4 separate regions of the Homo sapiens genome follow, and regions 1, 2 and 4 are each linked to region 3. Evidence: chromatin contacts called from ENCODE Hi-C or POLR2A ChIA-PET data. All regions are on one chromosome and are shown on one strand. Each heading gives the region's core, a stretch centred on a gene start or an enhancer-like site at or near the end of the contact. The rest is flanking DNA. Distances are from core to core; before and after follow the strand shown.

Region 1 (3,381 bases), core at 644-3,143, 2.5 Mb before region 3:
CTATGCCCAGCCCCTTATGCATTATTCTTGTTTTCATGGTTGTAAAGTACCACCATCACAACTAAGTACCAGCCTATATGAAAGAAGAAAGAGGGGAAGTAGAGGGCAAGCAGTTTCTGTTTAAGAATTTACCTGGCTGGGGCTGGGTGTGGTGGCTCACACCTGTAATCCCAGCACTTTGGGAGGCTGAGGTGGGCAGATCACCTGAGGTCAGGAGTTCAAGACCAGCCTGGCTAACATGGTGAAACCCCATTTCTACTAAAAACACAAAAATTAGCCGGGTGTGGTGGCACACGCCTGTAATCCCAGCTACTCGGGAGGCTGAGGCAGGAGAATCACTTGAACCAGGGAGGCGGAGGTTGCAGTGAGCCAAGATCGCGCCATTGCACTCCAGCCTGGGTGACAAGACCGAAACTCTGTCTCCAAAAAAAAAATAATAATAATTTACCTGGCTGGGCATGGTGGCTCACGCCTGTAATCCCAGCACTTTGGGAGGCCGAGGCGGGCAGATCACCTGAGGTCAGGAGTTCAAGACCAACATGGTGAAACCCCATCTCTACTAAAAATACAAAAAATTAGCTGGACATGGTGGCATGCGCCTGTAAATCCCAGTTACTCAGGAGGCTGTGGTAGGAGAATCGCTTGAAGGGAGGTGGAGGTTGCAGTGAGCCCAGACGGTGCCACTGCACTCCAGCCTGGGCAACAGAGCAAGACTCCATCTCAAAAAAATAAAAAAAGAATTTACCTGACTTAACCTAACATCTTATGATACGACACTTGCCTAACTTTATTTTTATTTTTATTTTTGACAGGGTCTCACTCTGTTGCCCAGCTTGGAGTGCAGTGGTGCAAACATAGCTCATTGGGGCCACCACGCCCAGCTAACTTAAAAAAAAAACAACTTTTTTTTTTTTTTGGTAGAGACAGGGTTTCACTTTGTTGTTCAGGCTGTGCTCAAGCAATCCTCTCGTCTTGGTCTCCCTAAATGCTGGGATTATGGGATTACAGGTGTGAGCCACCGCACCCAGCCACTTTAATGTCTTTGTGGAACAAAAATCGTAAAAGATCTGCAGAAAGTCACAGGATGATACAATTGGTAAAAACTCCTGACATTCTGTACAGTGAACCACTTAATCTCTACTTAATCATCAGATCTCGTAGTAATTATTCATTTGGTTAAGGCTTTACTTTTTCTGTTCTTTCTAATCCTAACATTTAATTTTGGTTCTCAGAATAGACCAAGTGGAAATTAGATAGAAATGTTGACATGTAGCAGTTACCCTACAATATTGAGCCGTTTGCATTTTACTAGATGCCCAATAGTAGTGTTCCTCACAATAACACACACACACACACACACACACACACACACACACCCTATTAATGTATGAAAACCGAATTTGTAATCCAGAGCTATTTACATTTTTAAAGAGCTACCTCCTGGTAAAGACACTTCAGGTCCTTACCCAAAGACCTTGGTCTAAAAGATACTTTCGGTGTCCCTCATCATGCGATCTTTCCGCTCTACCTAAGCGGTGTACCAAATGATCTGCACCAAGAACAATTTCATCCATTCTTTAATCTTTTATCTCCTGTATATCCCCCTTTCTTCTGGACTCAGGGTTGGTCACCTAAGATCAGGCTCCTAGGATCTGGTTGCTAAGAGACAAGACGCTGGGAGGGTGGGGACGCTGCACTGCGACAAGCCTGGGAGTGTATGCCAGAGGAGGAAGGAGAAGCAGCAGGCAAGGCAAGGCGACAGTCAGCCGCCGCCGCCCCTCCGGTGCCCTCCCGCCCGGCAGGGGCTCGGCGCTCATTGGCTCCGCCGCTGCGGCGCTGGCCCGCGATTGGCCGGGCGGCGTCGGCTCGGCGGCTCCCCCACCCCTCGGCGCTAGTCTCCGCAGCCGCCTGCAAGCGGGCGGGGGCGGGGTGTGAGGCGCTGCGGACGGGGTTGCGGGCTCGGTAGCGGCAGCTTCAGGGCGCGAGCGCGGGCGGTGCCGACCACTGCAGGTAACAGAGGCGCTGCGAGGGCAGCCGCGGCCCTGTGGAGGTGAGCGAGACGCCGAGGGGGCTCGGGTGCCCACCGCGGGGCGGGAAGTGCGGCATGGGGCGGTACCGCTCACAGCCAGCCGGCTCCCGCCGCGGCTTCCCACCCCGGGCGGGGTCCCACTTGCCCAAACGCCCCCGAACGCCCCCGTGCACAGCCTCAGCCGGCCGCGCCTCGAGCAGCCAGCTGGCCCGCGTCCCGTCACCCGCCCGGTCCATGTCCCTGCAGACCGTCCCGCCCGCGCACAGCGGCGGGAACCCCAGCTTCTGCGCGCCCGGCCGCGCCCCGGGCCTCTGCCCCGCCTCGCTCCCGCTGCCCGGCGCCTTTGTCCGCTCTGCGCCCCTGGAGTTTCTGTGCCTCCACGGGCGGGAGCGGGGCGCGAAGGTCTGGGGGTGCCCCGAGGACGCGCCGCGTAGTGAGCCTCCGGGCCCAAGGTTTGACTGGCTTTGACCTCATGCCGGTTCTGGGATGTGATTTTACTTTCTCCTCCAGCTGACTCCGATCTCCTGTGTGTGCAGAAGTCAGGAAGCCTGGGTACAAGGCTTCTTCCCGGTCCGGGATGACTCGGTGTTACCGCCGCCCTCTGTTAGGCCAGAGGCCTTTGACCTGCCTGCCTGCCTGCCCCACGGGGCCCCCTCTCTTCCCATCTTTCCACTGGCTAAGGGAAAACGTCTCTGTCTCCAAGAGCTTTTTTTTCTATTTGAAATAAGAAAAAAATATATCAGATTCCTGTTGTAGACCTCTATCTGGTGTGGAAGTGACTTAGACTAGTCTTCTTAATTAATACATGTATATTAAATACATAAACCAAGAGAAGGGGGTCGGGGAGGGGAGGGGAAGTATGTTCTTAAAAAATGAAGTCTGTTAAACATATTGGATTTTTATTTTTGGTAAATAACGTATTTTACCTTAAATATTGTCAAGATTTTGATATTTTATGAATGGGAGTGGATTTCATAGTAATTTGAACTTTGAGCTTTTTCTTGTCACCGTTTTTGATAAATTTATACTTTCCTGAATGAGGTGCACTATAACAGCTATTTCGAGATAATTTATGTTTTATTAAGGATTATCCATCAATGCTATGCCTTTTATACTTAAATTCAGACTCTGATTTCTTGGACATTCATTTAACTAGAATTAATGCTGGGGGGTCTTCCCTTGCCTAGTACAGTTGTATAAAGAGAAAGTCAACAGAAAAACTTTTTTCTCATTTGGATGATTTAAAGTACTCTTAAACATGTATAGCATAAATTAGTATCACATTTGAAATGTAAGCTTTTAAGTGTTTGACGTGGGTAATATTTTTGAACTTTTAAATGAATCTTTTTGGA
Region 2 (3,380 bases), core at 864-3,363, 2.7 Mb before region 3:
AAGGTCATGAGGATGAGGGACAATTCTTGACTGTGCTCTTTCCTATCTCAAGGACCTGCTGCCTGCTGTTCCCCCAGCTGGAATGTTCTTTCCCTGAATCTCCCTGTGAATGGCCTTTTTTTTTTTTTTTTTTTTTTTCTGAGACGGAGTCTCGCTCTGTCGCCCAGGCTGGAGTGCAAGTGGCATGATCTCGGCTCACCGCAACCTCCGCCTCCCAGGTTCAAGCAATTCTCTACCTCAGCCTCCTGAGTAGCTGGGGTTACAGGCGCCCGCCACCACGCCTGGCTAATTTTTGTATTTTTAGTAGAGACGGGGTTTCACCATCTTGGCCAGACTGGTCTTGAACTCCCAACCTCGTGATCCACTTGCCTCAGCCTCCCAAAGTGCTGGGATTACAGGCATGAGCCACTGCGCCTGGCCGGCTCTTTCTTAAACTGAGGACTCAGCTCAAATGTCACCTCCTCAGAACTTTCCTCTCCCCCAGTCACTTTTCATTTTGAAATTCCTTCAGAGAACTGAAAATGTTTTCCGTCTCTTTGAAATGTATGTACATATTTTAAAAAGCTAAATAAGCCTCTTGCTAGTTTTGCGTCCTCAGAAGGTCTTTCTTGCGGGCCTCGGAGCCATCTCTTGGAAATGTGAACATCAAGGATGGTGCTCCATGTTTCTGTCTCTAGGAGGGTTTAAGCCTTGGCTCTTGGTTCCAAGATAACTTCCCATTATTTTCCTTTGGATAAAGACAATTAATAGGTATGTAATGGATTGTACGTGCCTGACCATATGAAAAGGTGAGATTTCCTTTTTTTTGGTCTTTGCACTCTCTTCAGTGGATTGCCTGTGATGTGCATCATGGTACGTTTTAGTACATATCCAATAATAAAACTGTTTCATTCTTTTGTTGTACATTGCGCATTTCGTGGAAAGAACAGTTTGGGGTTGGCAGGATATTTTAAATTATTTGCCCATATGGGTCCCCCAGTTTTGGGCACTTGTATGGCAGGCTGATATTCCCCATTACCTCTCCGTACTAATTTTAACTAGTAAGGGACAGGGGCAAGGGCATGGAGCTTTGGAGTCAGACAACCCTGGCTTTAAACTGTGCCTTTTATCAGCATTCTGAAGTACTGTATGTTGAAGTAACTTCTCTGAACCCCGAATACTTCATCTATAAAGTTAGGAATAATAAATACGTCATAGATTAAGTATGGACATTATCTGATGCATAGCAGGTACTATTCAAATGAAGGAAACGAAGTTATCCTAGGTCCTTTAATGCACTAAATGTGTGCTCCATTTCCGCCTTTCTTGGCATCTGTGTGAAATCTCAGGATATAGTGTCCACTAAACTTCAGTGCACTGCCTAATGAGACAACGAACTCCAAGTGCGGACCTTTTGAGTTTAAACGGGTTTCAGTAGGTAAAATACGTAAAGTTCACAGTACCCTCGCAATTTAGATGGAGGAAAAAAAATCAGTCGGGGGGGGGGTCCCCGTATGCAAATACAGGAATTACAGAAGAAGACAGGACCCCCGCCGCAGCACCACTTCCCCCTACAGGGCGCAACGTCCCGCCGCTGGCGCGGGGGTGGAGATTTGCATGTGCGAAGTCGGGAAGAGGGGGAACCACCTCTCGAAAACCCCGGCCGTCGCCCTCCCAGGCCGGGAGAGTCGGCCCCGCGCGCCCCCAAAAGCTCCCCAGCGGCCGGCCCTCTCTACGTCATCCGCACCCTCCCGCCCGCTCCTGAACTTTAAACCACACTCGGAAGAACAACCTGGAGGAGGGGGATTTCTCAGGAGCCAGCGGCCTTCTCACGCTGCTAGCCGTCACCTCCCGGCTCCCGCCGTTCCCTGCGCTCCCGAAGCCCACCCCAAGCTCCCGCTCCCTCGACCCCCTCCCAAGCCAGCCGCCGCAGCAGCGCCGGGGGCGTATGCGTGGGGGCCGGCGGGGAGCGTGCGCGGGGACAGGCAGGGGCGGGGCGCTGGGGGCGGTCGCGCGCGCGGCGGCCGCGAGGTCGCCCCGCCCACGCCTCCGGGTGAGGGTTGCTGCGTCGGGCCTACGTCAGCCGCGGGAAATTCCCCTCCCGCCAGGCTGCTCGCCTCTCGGCTGGGCCAGCACTCGGCTCTCCCCGCTCCGCCCCCTGCCCCTGGCTCCCGTACGGTGGACGGCGACGCTGGGTGACCCGGGGTGCAAGAATTCAGGGGTTGGGAAGGTGTGAGCCGCAAACCCAGCGGAGGGCGGGAAGAAGGAGGAGGCCTCTAGGGTGGTCGGGGGACTGGGGGCCCCGCCGGCAGAGGTCCCTCGGCCTCCTGACTGACTGACTGCGGCCGCCTCCGGCCAGGACGCTGGGAGCTGCCTGCGGGAAGGTGCGGGGAGCGGAGCCATGGCCTCCGGTGAGTGTTCATGGGGCGCGGGCCTGGGCCGGGGGAAAGGAGCTCTTCTGAAGGGGGTCCTGCCGCAGTGAGTTTAGGGAGCTCAGTTTTTGCTGGGGCGCGTTCTGTCTTTAAAATCTCATATGGTAAAATTGTCAGCTTTTAAAAAAGTTACCTGCTTCAGGGTTTGCGTGCAGAATCCAAGCCACGCTCTGTAATTCGATCCTGTTGTCATAGCAGGAACCTTAGAAATTCCCAACGACTTGATTTTAGGATTAGGGAAGTCATAAGCGAACCAAAGGAGGACGAAGAGTTCTCATTAAAAATGTATATGTATTGAAGATGGTGGTTTTATGTTTTAGAACAGGAATGAGGAACCTTCAGACCTCGGGCAAGCTCTCTCCCCCTTTTTAGTTTAATTTCATCAAATGCAAAGAGGTGATCCCCCTTGTACTGACAGTTGTACAAAATGTGTCACGGCTTTAAAAATCATCCGTGGTATTTTAACACGAATTAGAAAATCCGTGGTATTTTAAGTGTTAATGTTGCTTCGACCAAGTGTAGGCCGGGCGCGGTGGCTCATGCCTGTATTCCCAGCACTTTGGGAGGCCGAGGCGGGTGGATAACCAGAGGTCAGGAGTTTGAGACCAGCCTGGCAAACATGGTGAAACCCCGTCTCTACTAAAAATACAAAAATCAGCGGGGCGTGGTGGCGCGCGCCTGTAATCCCAGCTACTCGGGAAGCTGAGGCAGGAGAATCGCTTGAACCTGGGAGGTGGAGGTTGCAGTGAGCCGAGATCGCGCCCCTGCACTCCAGCCTGGGCGACAGAGGGAGACCCTGTCTCTATTTAAAAAAAAAAAAAATGTAGTTTTTACTGTGAGATAAAGCTCAAGGTTCCTAATCTGACGAATAGAGACGTTGAATCCCCCTTCCTCCTCGCTGGAAATAAGGGGAAAGAGGAGTTTTAGAATATCCGAGCTTTAAAATAATGAGTAGGAATGAATACAACT
Region 3 (3,565 bases), core at 398-2,897:
AAAAGTCTCCCTTGTAAAATTCACTGTAAATCGAGGACAAAAATCATGAGATTGTTTTGTTATACTTTAAGTTCTAGGGTACATGTGCACAACGTGCAAGTTTGTTACATATGTACGTATACATGCCATGTTGGTGTACTGCACCCATTAACTCGTCATTTACATTAGGTAAAATCATGATATTTTTAAGGACAACAACATGGAAAAATCTTTCTGTTAGCAGCTAGTAGAAGAATTCATTTAGGAGGATAATGGAAGAAATTTTTCGTAACTGCTCAGAGTAAAAAGTAAAACTCAGAGAACCTAGGTTTGAGAATAATGCACACCTACTAATTCAGGACTAGACACATAAATTTGAGAGTTTTTGACATTAAAAGTAGCATTTGAAGTGATGCAACTTATGAATTAGCTCACTGAGGGATTTAGTATAGACAGAGAATACAGGCACCCCAATGTTAAGAGATCACAACTAAAAAAAATTTAGAAACTCCGCAGAACTGAGAACCAGTAACAAAAGAGGAAAACCAGGAAAGTATGTTGTCTGAGAGCCAAATGAATAAAGAGATACAAGGAGAGTCATTCAGGTATGATATTAATAAATGCTAAAAGTAAAGCATTACATTTCTTTCCAAAAATAGCAAATCCTCCAAACTGAAATAGAGAAAAATTGAAAGATATTACTTGGCATTCATTTATCAGTGACAGAGAAAAAACGGAAGTTCTAACAATGTTATCTAATAGAGATGTTTTATTCATTTTCATTACGTATATGCTGTGTATGCTACTCCCGAGCATCATATCTTCCTTTTAACATCCACAAGAAACAAGCTTTCAAAAAGCACAGCAATTCTCTTGGCAGCATTAATTTTAAAGAGAACCTCTTAAGTTGTTTTACCAGCTGAGACTGACTGACTAAACAACCAGTGTCTCCCCTTCAGTCGCCAGTCTTTCCTTAGAAATGCCTGTTTGGCATAACTTTAAGACTCAAGATGGTTTAAGGCGCATCCTGTTTCTTCCAAAAGGGAATGGACAAAACTCAACATTCACGGAGGGCTTAGAGCAAATTAGAACCGTATACTGTGACCTCCTGGAAGGGAGAGGCTCACCTCCTACAAAGTAAATGCTCAATAAATATTTTTGATATAACTCTGGAAGAGCTCCATTTGGGGTCGGGGGTGCACCTACTCCAGGGCACCACCCCCTCCAAAATAGCTGCATTCCCACAGCCCTCATACTCCGCTCAGAAAAGGGACCGGCGAGCTTGCAGGCATCCGCACAGCGGATAAAAGCAAAGCGGGACGGCGCACCAACCGCATTCCGGATCCTAAGGTTAAAAGAAAACCCCTTGCCCTCGGGCCAGGGCTCACCTGTCTCGGGAGTGGGGAAGAAGCGCGACTCCCGGCCGCTTTGGAGTAGGCGTCCCAGCAAAACTCTCGCCTCATCACCAGACACTACCCCGGGCAGAAGGTTCCTAGGCTAGGTCCTCGGACCCGAGAGGGAGCGACACGCTCGCTTGGTCTCTTGGGTCTCCAGGACGCCGCCGCCGCCGCCACAGTTTCCTCAGGTGCTACAAAGCAGCCAGGGTGTGCGTGCGCTCCCGCCTCGTCGCTTAGCAACCTGAGAAGCTGTCCGGTCGTCCCAACTTATCAATTCCCCCGCCCCTCCAGAGTGTCAATCGTTTTTTAAAAGATTTTGTTTCCGGGTCGATCCAGCTTTACGCAGCGGAAGGTCTCTTTACCTCCCACGTTTACCCTCATGGGAGGATGCAGTCTCAGTCACGCGCGTGGGGGTGATGTCGCTAAGGGGTGATTCTCCCCTCCCTAGAGTTACACACGCTATCTCTCCCGCCAATTGCCGGGCTCCATCAGGCAGGTCCTTTCCTCCTGAGCCCAAACCATCCGTTTGTTGTCGTCCTCCAATCACAGGGGCTCATCCTCAGGGACTACTTTGCAATCGGCGCAGAGCGCAGTGAGAAGAGCTTGAAAAAAACCTCTGGTATCGGGAAGTGTAGTTCAACACTTGAAGGAAATGCTTTGGAGATTGCGCCACAACCAGGGCAGCGTAAACTACAGTTCCCAGAGAGCGCCGCGTCGGGAGCGGAGCCTTTTCTCGCTAACACCGCTCGCCCTCTCCGAGTCAGTTCCGCGGTAGAGGTGACCTGACTCTCTGAGGCTCATTTTGCAGTTGTTGAAATTGTCCCCGCAGTTTTCAATCATGGTGAGTGTGGGCCCCGGGTTCCTGCCCACCTCTGGCCCTCGCGCCCTTGAGTGGGGTTTCTTGCACTTTAGGGACTTTTGGGAGGCAGCTGTGCAAGGCACTGTCCTTCGCGCCCTTTGGCAAGCTCGGACTCATCTTCTGGGGATTGCCGCAGTGACCCAGTAATGGGAAGGGATTGATTTCCACCTTGCGGGGTATGGGGCGCTCTTAGGAGGACTCTGGAGAAGTAGTTGTCCTGGGAGAGGAGCGATCTTAATCCTGCTGCATGACGGGAGGACAAAATGCGACGCTGCAGCTATTTTCCAAAGGACGTTACGGTGTTTGATAAGGACGATAAGGTTTGCGATGGGAGGGAAAGGTTGGGTCCTAACCCCTTTTTCTCCTCATTTGCCCACAGTGTTTATAACGGCTTTTGTCACAGGGACCTTGAAAGCAAAAAGCTGGAAAGGTAGTATTTACCAGGTGCTCCAGATTACGATCTGCGTTTGCAGCAGACGTGTTTCCGCCATATCTAATTTCTCAAAATGTTATTTGGAACCCGTTCATTGACCTTTTTTGTAATGCCAGGATATATTGAAGTGACAGCATCACTAACTAAATAACTACTGCAAATATTCTTTATTGAACTGTATATTGTGAATTCCAGAAGCACCTCTCTTAAATGTAACAGAGTAACCATTTTGTCATGGAAGACCTGGGTAACCTGCATCTCCATCGCTTGTCTCTGCTGAAAGAGAGGGGGAGGGGGAGAGTTGGTGAAGGAACTCTGGCGTAGGAATAATCTGCGTACTGCTTGAAGGTGACATTTGTCATCAAACTCAGAGAAATCGCTTCATACTATCAATACAATGGCTTGTATTTATAGTTGCGACTGTTTTTCCTACTTTATCTGCAAAATACTAAAACGGCTGGAGAATGTGGAGAAATGTTTGAATGAATTGGAAATTTCCCAGAACCTGAAAAGACACGTTTTCAAGGCAAGGGCATTACTCTCTCTGCCTGTCTAACGGGGCCAGTGGAGACAGCTACTAATTTCCAGTAGGTGTTAAACCTAGGTTTCCTAAATGTTTTGTCACATAATTAGTCATTTAAATTATGGTTTCGGTAGTTTCTGTCCTAATAACCTTAGCTAGAAAGCAGAGGTACTTATTATCTGATAACCTTGGACTTTTTGCTTTTAGAACTGAATGGGATCTTTTAAAGGTCATCTTGACGAATCTCCCCACTTCAGATCTTAAAATGGAGTTTATCGAGACCCAAAGAGAATGTGATTTGCTCCAAGAGTCTCACACTCTTGCCATTTTTCTATATTGTGTCTTACACTTACCAAGTCTTTCTGAATTTTTAT
Region 4 (3,260 bases), core at 68-2,567, 2.1 Mb before region 3:
ACCGGAGAGCTTTCGAGTTTCCTTGCTGGAGGAACAGGGAGTCGGCAGCCCCTCCCTCCCCCATCCCAAGCTCTCCACCGAGGGGGCCACGTGATGCAGGCGGACGTTTCAATGCTGCTGCACTAAATATTTCTGGAAACTTCCACTCCTAATAATTTACAGAGATGTTCCTGAAATCACCCCAACTTCTCCCCAGCCCCAGGGGCTGGGGAACCCCTCCCACCCCGCGCGGGGCCCCGCTTCACTATCACACTCCTCGCCTTCCTCCACCGCCACCCGCACACGCGAATGACCCAGCAAGCGCTCCCCTCCCGAGGCCGCCTCCCCGCCTCCATCCCCCAGCGGCAAAAGCGGCTCCATTCAATCGCAGGCTCCGCTGTGGGCCCGCCGCGCCCCCGGCCCGCCCGCCGCCTCCCGGGCTCGCTTCCCGCGGCCGCCGCCGCCGCGCCCCACGCCGGCCTCCTCCCGCCCGCCCGGCCGCGCCGCCGCCCGACCCTCGGCCCCGAAGACACAGTCGACTTACCCAGAGATTGAACCAACTGCTCCTTCCTTCCTCGTTGGGGGATTAGGGCGAGGGAAGGTGGGGAGGGGGGAGAGGGGACGAATCAAGGTGGGTTTCAGTTTTCCCACCTCAAAAAAGGAAATTAAAAAAACGGACAGGAAAAGGGCAAAAAGAGCTCAATAATATTTACTATTTCAGGGACGCTTCCCCCAACACACACACACACACACACACACACACACACCCGCCCCCCCCCAAAAGGGGAATTAATCTGGGGAATAAATGCTCCCGCCCGGCTGGGGAGTGAGGGAAGGGGGAGGGAACGGGGTCAAGTCCCAAAGATTCAGCCCCAGGGGGACCCTCCAGCCACAGGCAGCAGCAGAAGCGGCAGGAGTAGGGGGTGTAGAGTCCACACGGCCGGGGAGACGCTCTGCTGCCAGTTGCAGTCCGACTCCCCCCTACCAAAACACGGCTCCCTCTCTCACGCGGCTCCGGCGCTGGCCCCCCCCCCCCCAAGGCTCGCCTAAACTTTCCCCCCTTCTCTTGTTCCTCAGCGACTGGTGGTTCCCCCCTCCCCCTCTGGGTGGTTGCACGGACTGCAGCAGCAAAGACTGGAACAGGCACCGCCGCCGGGGCTGTAGCTACTGTTGCTCTTGCTGATGCTGTAGCTCCCGCTGCTCCTGCCGCGGCCGCTGCAGCCGCTTCTCCCCCTCCTCCTAGTGCCTCAAACTCGGAACCGGTTGAAACCGGTTCAGACTGGGAGATTCCATCTCGGTTGAGTTTTCAGCCCATGGCGCCGCGGAGCGTTTGGAACCTGGGCCTCCGCCCCCAGCCCGCCCTCCTATTGGTCAGTTCCAGCTACAGCCGCGCCATGAGCCTATCTCTCATTGGCCCGAGCGCCAGTCAATCCCGCCTCACGGCTCCACACGAGCCCGCCGCTTCGGCCCCTACCTCTTTTCAGCAGCGATTTGCCCGCAGAGTGGGGGAGGGGAAGTGGGGAGGGTCGAAAGGCAAGAGGAGAGGGGTGGAGGAGGAGGAGGTGGGACGAAGAGCAGGGATGAGTAGAAAAGAGAGCGAAGGAAAGCCGCGTGGAGGATTCGTTCGAACGAGCTGTCAATCAAGAGCAGCCCGCCCTCGAGCTCTCGACTTCCCTTCCCCCTGCGGCCCTCTCCCTCCCGGTGCCTAGTTCGCAGGCCCGGCCTTTCTCGCCCGCTCATTGGCTGGGCCTCTTCGGTGACGGAGAGGGTGGGGCGCAGCTCGTGAGCTGGTGGCGGCGCGAGTTTGATCGGGGCGCGCGGCAGCGTTCTCTTTGCTTCCCCCGGACTCGGCCGGCCCGCCCCCACCGGCTCCCGCCAACCTGCGGGGGCCTGAGCCCGCGGGAATCAGGATCCGCCCTTCGGATGGGGGCTGCGTTCGGAAAAGGGAGGGCACACCCAGTTTTGAACTCTGGAAGGGGTGGAGAAAAGAGGGAAAAAGAACGCTTCCGAGGCCAATTTTAGGCCCCAGACCTCTCTAATCCATTTTAGAGGCCTGGTTTTGGGGCCAGGTAGCTGAGAGAGGGGTTGGGGTGAGGCGCAGGGCGTGCATTCTTGGCGCCTCGTGATCTTCTCAGGGTGTCGGAAAAGATATCGAAATACTTCTTGGGAAAGTCTCCTTAAAATTTCAACTCTGTCTCTCCAGGCTGGAATTTGGCTGCTTCAACAAGCAACCTTTCCTGAAAACCAAAACATTGTAATCCCAAGTGATTGGTTTGACAGCGCATGTTTTGGCTGGCTGAGCTTGCATGCCAACTGCGTCCCACCTGGTGCCCTTGATCTGCAACACTCAGATTTTCCTTTTACCCTAGCTGCACTTCACGTACTAAATCATCATCAAATAGTATTTTCTGTGAAAGTCACATGCACGTTGCCTTTCACGTGGTTGCCTCTCGTTTGTTCCCAAGCGTCCTCCAAATCAGCTTTACAGATTGTTCTTTGCTTAAGAGCAAATAGCCCACCAAAATTTACTAGGCCCTTTGTGCCACCAAGAGGTAGATAAATGATTTATTGAATTAATAACAATTTTCTTTAGCAAATGTTCATCCACGATGGACTATGGCTAACCTCAAAGCACCACTTATTCTAACTCCCCCTCCAATAAAGAAAAACGCAACAACTCAATGTTTAGATGTACCAGAATTATTTTGGATGATTTTCAGACCTAAGTTTTTATTCATTACATAAATGAATAATATCAAGCCATTTTATATACATATATAATACATATATAATGTACTATGTATGATATATGATGTGCAGTGGGCCCTCTGTATCCTGGGTTCCCCATCCTCAGTTTCAACCAGCCCTGGGTGGAAAACATTAAAAAACAACAACAACAATAAAAATAATACAAAATAAAACGCAATGCAGTATATTTACATAGCATTTACATTGTATAAGGCATTATAAGCAATGTAGAGATGATTTAAAGTTTACATCGTATAAGGTATTATAAGCAATCTAGAGATGAAAGTAACGGGAAGTTTACAAATACAGTATATGCAAATACAGTAAATCCTCACTTAACATGGTCATGGAGAGGATCTTGGAAACTGCGACTTTAAACACAAGGATAGGCCAGGCATGGTGGTTCATGCCTTTAATCCCAGCACTTTGGGAGGCCGAGGCAGGCAGATCACTTGAGGTCAGGAGTTCGAGACCAGCCTGGCCACATGGTGAAACCCCTCTCTACTGAAGATACAAAAATTAACCTGGCGTGG

Evidence for each region. Hi-C counts contacts between places; a loop is a spot of excess contacts on that map. ChIA-PET counts read pairs that join two places held with the same protein, here RNA polymerase II (POLR2A). Pooled maps may share reads with other maps.
Region 1: a loop to region 3 is called in a map of CD8-positive, alpha-beta T cell, with 6 times the contacts of the local background. The contact joins the promoter of SANBR here to the promoter of WDPCP in region 3. A Hi-C loop is called at or near these places in 2 of 168 maps with a recorded cell type or tissue (CD8-positive, alpha-beta T cell and naive thymus-derived CD4-positive, alpha-beta T cell) and 7 of 50 pooled maps.
Region 2: a loop to region 3 is called in a map of naive thymus-derived CD4-positive, alpha-beta T cell, with 11 times the contacts of the local background. The contact joins the promoter of REL here to the promoter of WDPCP in region 3. A Hi-C loop is called at or near these places in 1 of 168 maps with a recorded cell type or tissue (naive thymus-derived CD4-positive, alpha-beta T cell) and 10 of 50 pooled maps. POLR2A ChIA-PET finds 5 or more read pairs at or near these places in 1 of 52 experiments (CD4-positive, alpha-beta T cell).
Region 4: a loop to region 3 is called in a map of CD8-positive, alpha-beta T cell, with 14 times the contacts of the local background. The contact joins the promoter of XPO1 here to the promoter of WDPCP in region 3. A Hi-C loop is called at or near these places in 4 of 168 maps with a recorded cell type or tissue (CD4-positive, alpha-beta T cell, CD8-positive, alpha-beta T cell and naive thymus-derived CD4-positive, alpha-beta T cell), 1 of 37 single-sample maps with no recorded cell type and 18 of 50 pooled maps. POLR2A ChIA-PET finds 5 or more read pairs at or near these places in 4 of 52 experiments (CD4-positive, alpha-beta T cell, CD4-positive, alpha-beta memory T cell, naive thymus-derived CD4-positive, alpha-beta T cell and 1 more).

The regions. Positions count from the first base shown.
Region 1 is chr2:61,063,978-61,067,358 of GRCh38, forward strand. SANBR (SANT and BTB domain regulator of CSR) reads left to right here and starts at 1,894. Exons shown (of 22, transcript NM_001129993.3): 1 at 1,894-2,050. RefSeq lists silencers at 1,674-2,043, 2,074-2,423, 2,434-2,493 and enhancers at 1,783-2,284, 2,285-2,784.
Region 2 is chr2:60,879,461-60,882,840 of GRCh38, forward strand. REL (REL proto-oncogene, NF-kB subunit) reads left to right here and starts at 2,114. Exons shown (of 10, transcript NM_001291746.2): 1 at 2,114-2,390. The coding sequence starts at 2,381. REL-DT (REL divergent transcript) reads right to left here and starts at 1,854. Exons shown (of 3, transcript NR_033980.1): 1 at 1,772-1,854. RefSeq lists a silencer at 1,709-2,248 and an enhancer at 1,857-2,526.
Region 3 is chr2:63,586,830-63,590,394 of GRCh38, forward strand. WDPCP (WD repeat containing planar cell polarity effector) reads right to left here and starts at 1,648. Exons shown (of 18, transcript NM_015910.7): 1 at 1,368-1,648. The coding sequence starts at 1,442. It overlaps MDH1 (malate dehydrogenase 1), which reads left to right and starts at 2,134. Exons shown (of 9, transcript NM_005917.4): 1 at 2,134-2,217. The coding sequence starts at 2,215. RefSeq lists enhancers at 813-1,333, 1,845-2,164.
Region 4 is chr2:61,537,039-61,540,298 of GRCh38, forward strand. XPO1 (exportin 1) reads right to left here and starts at 1,318. Exons shown (of 25, transcript NM_003400.4): 1 at 524-1,318. RefSeq lists enhancers at 1,043-1,302, 1,871-2,660 and a silencer at 1,793-1,932.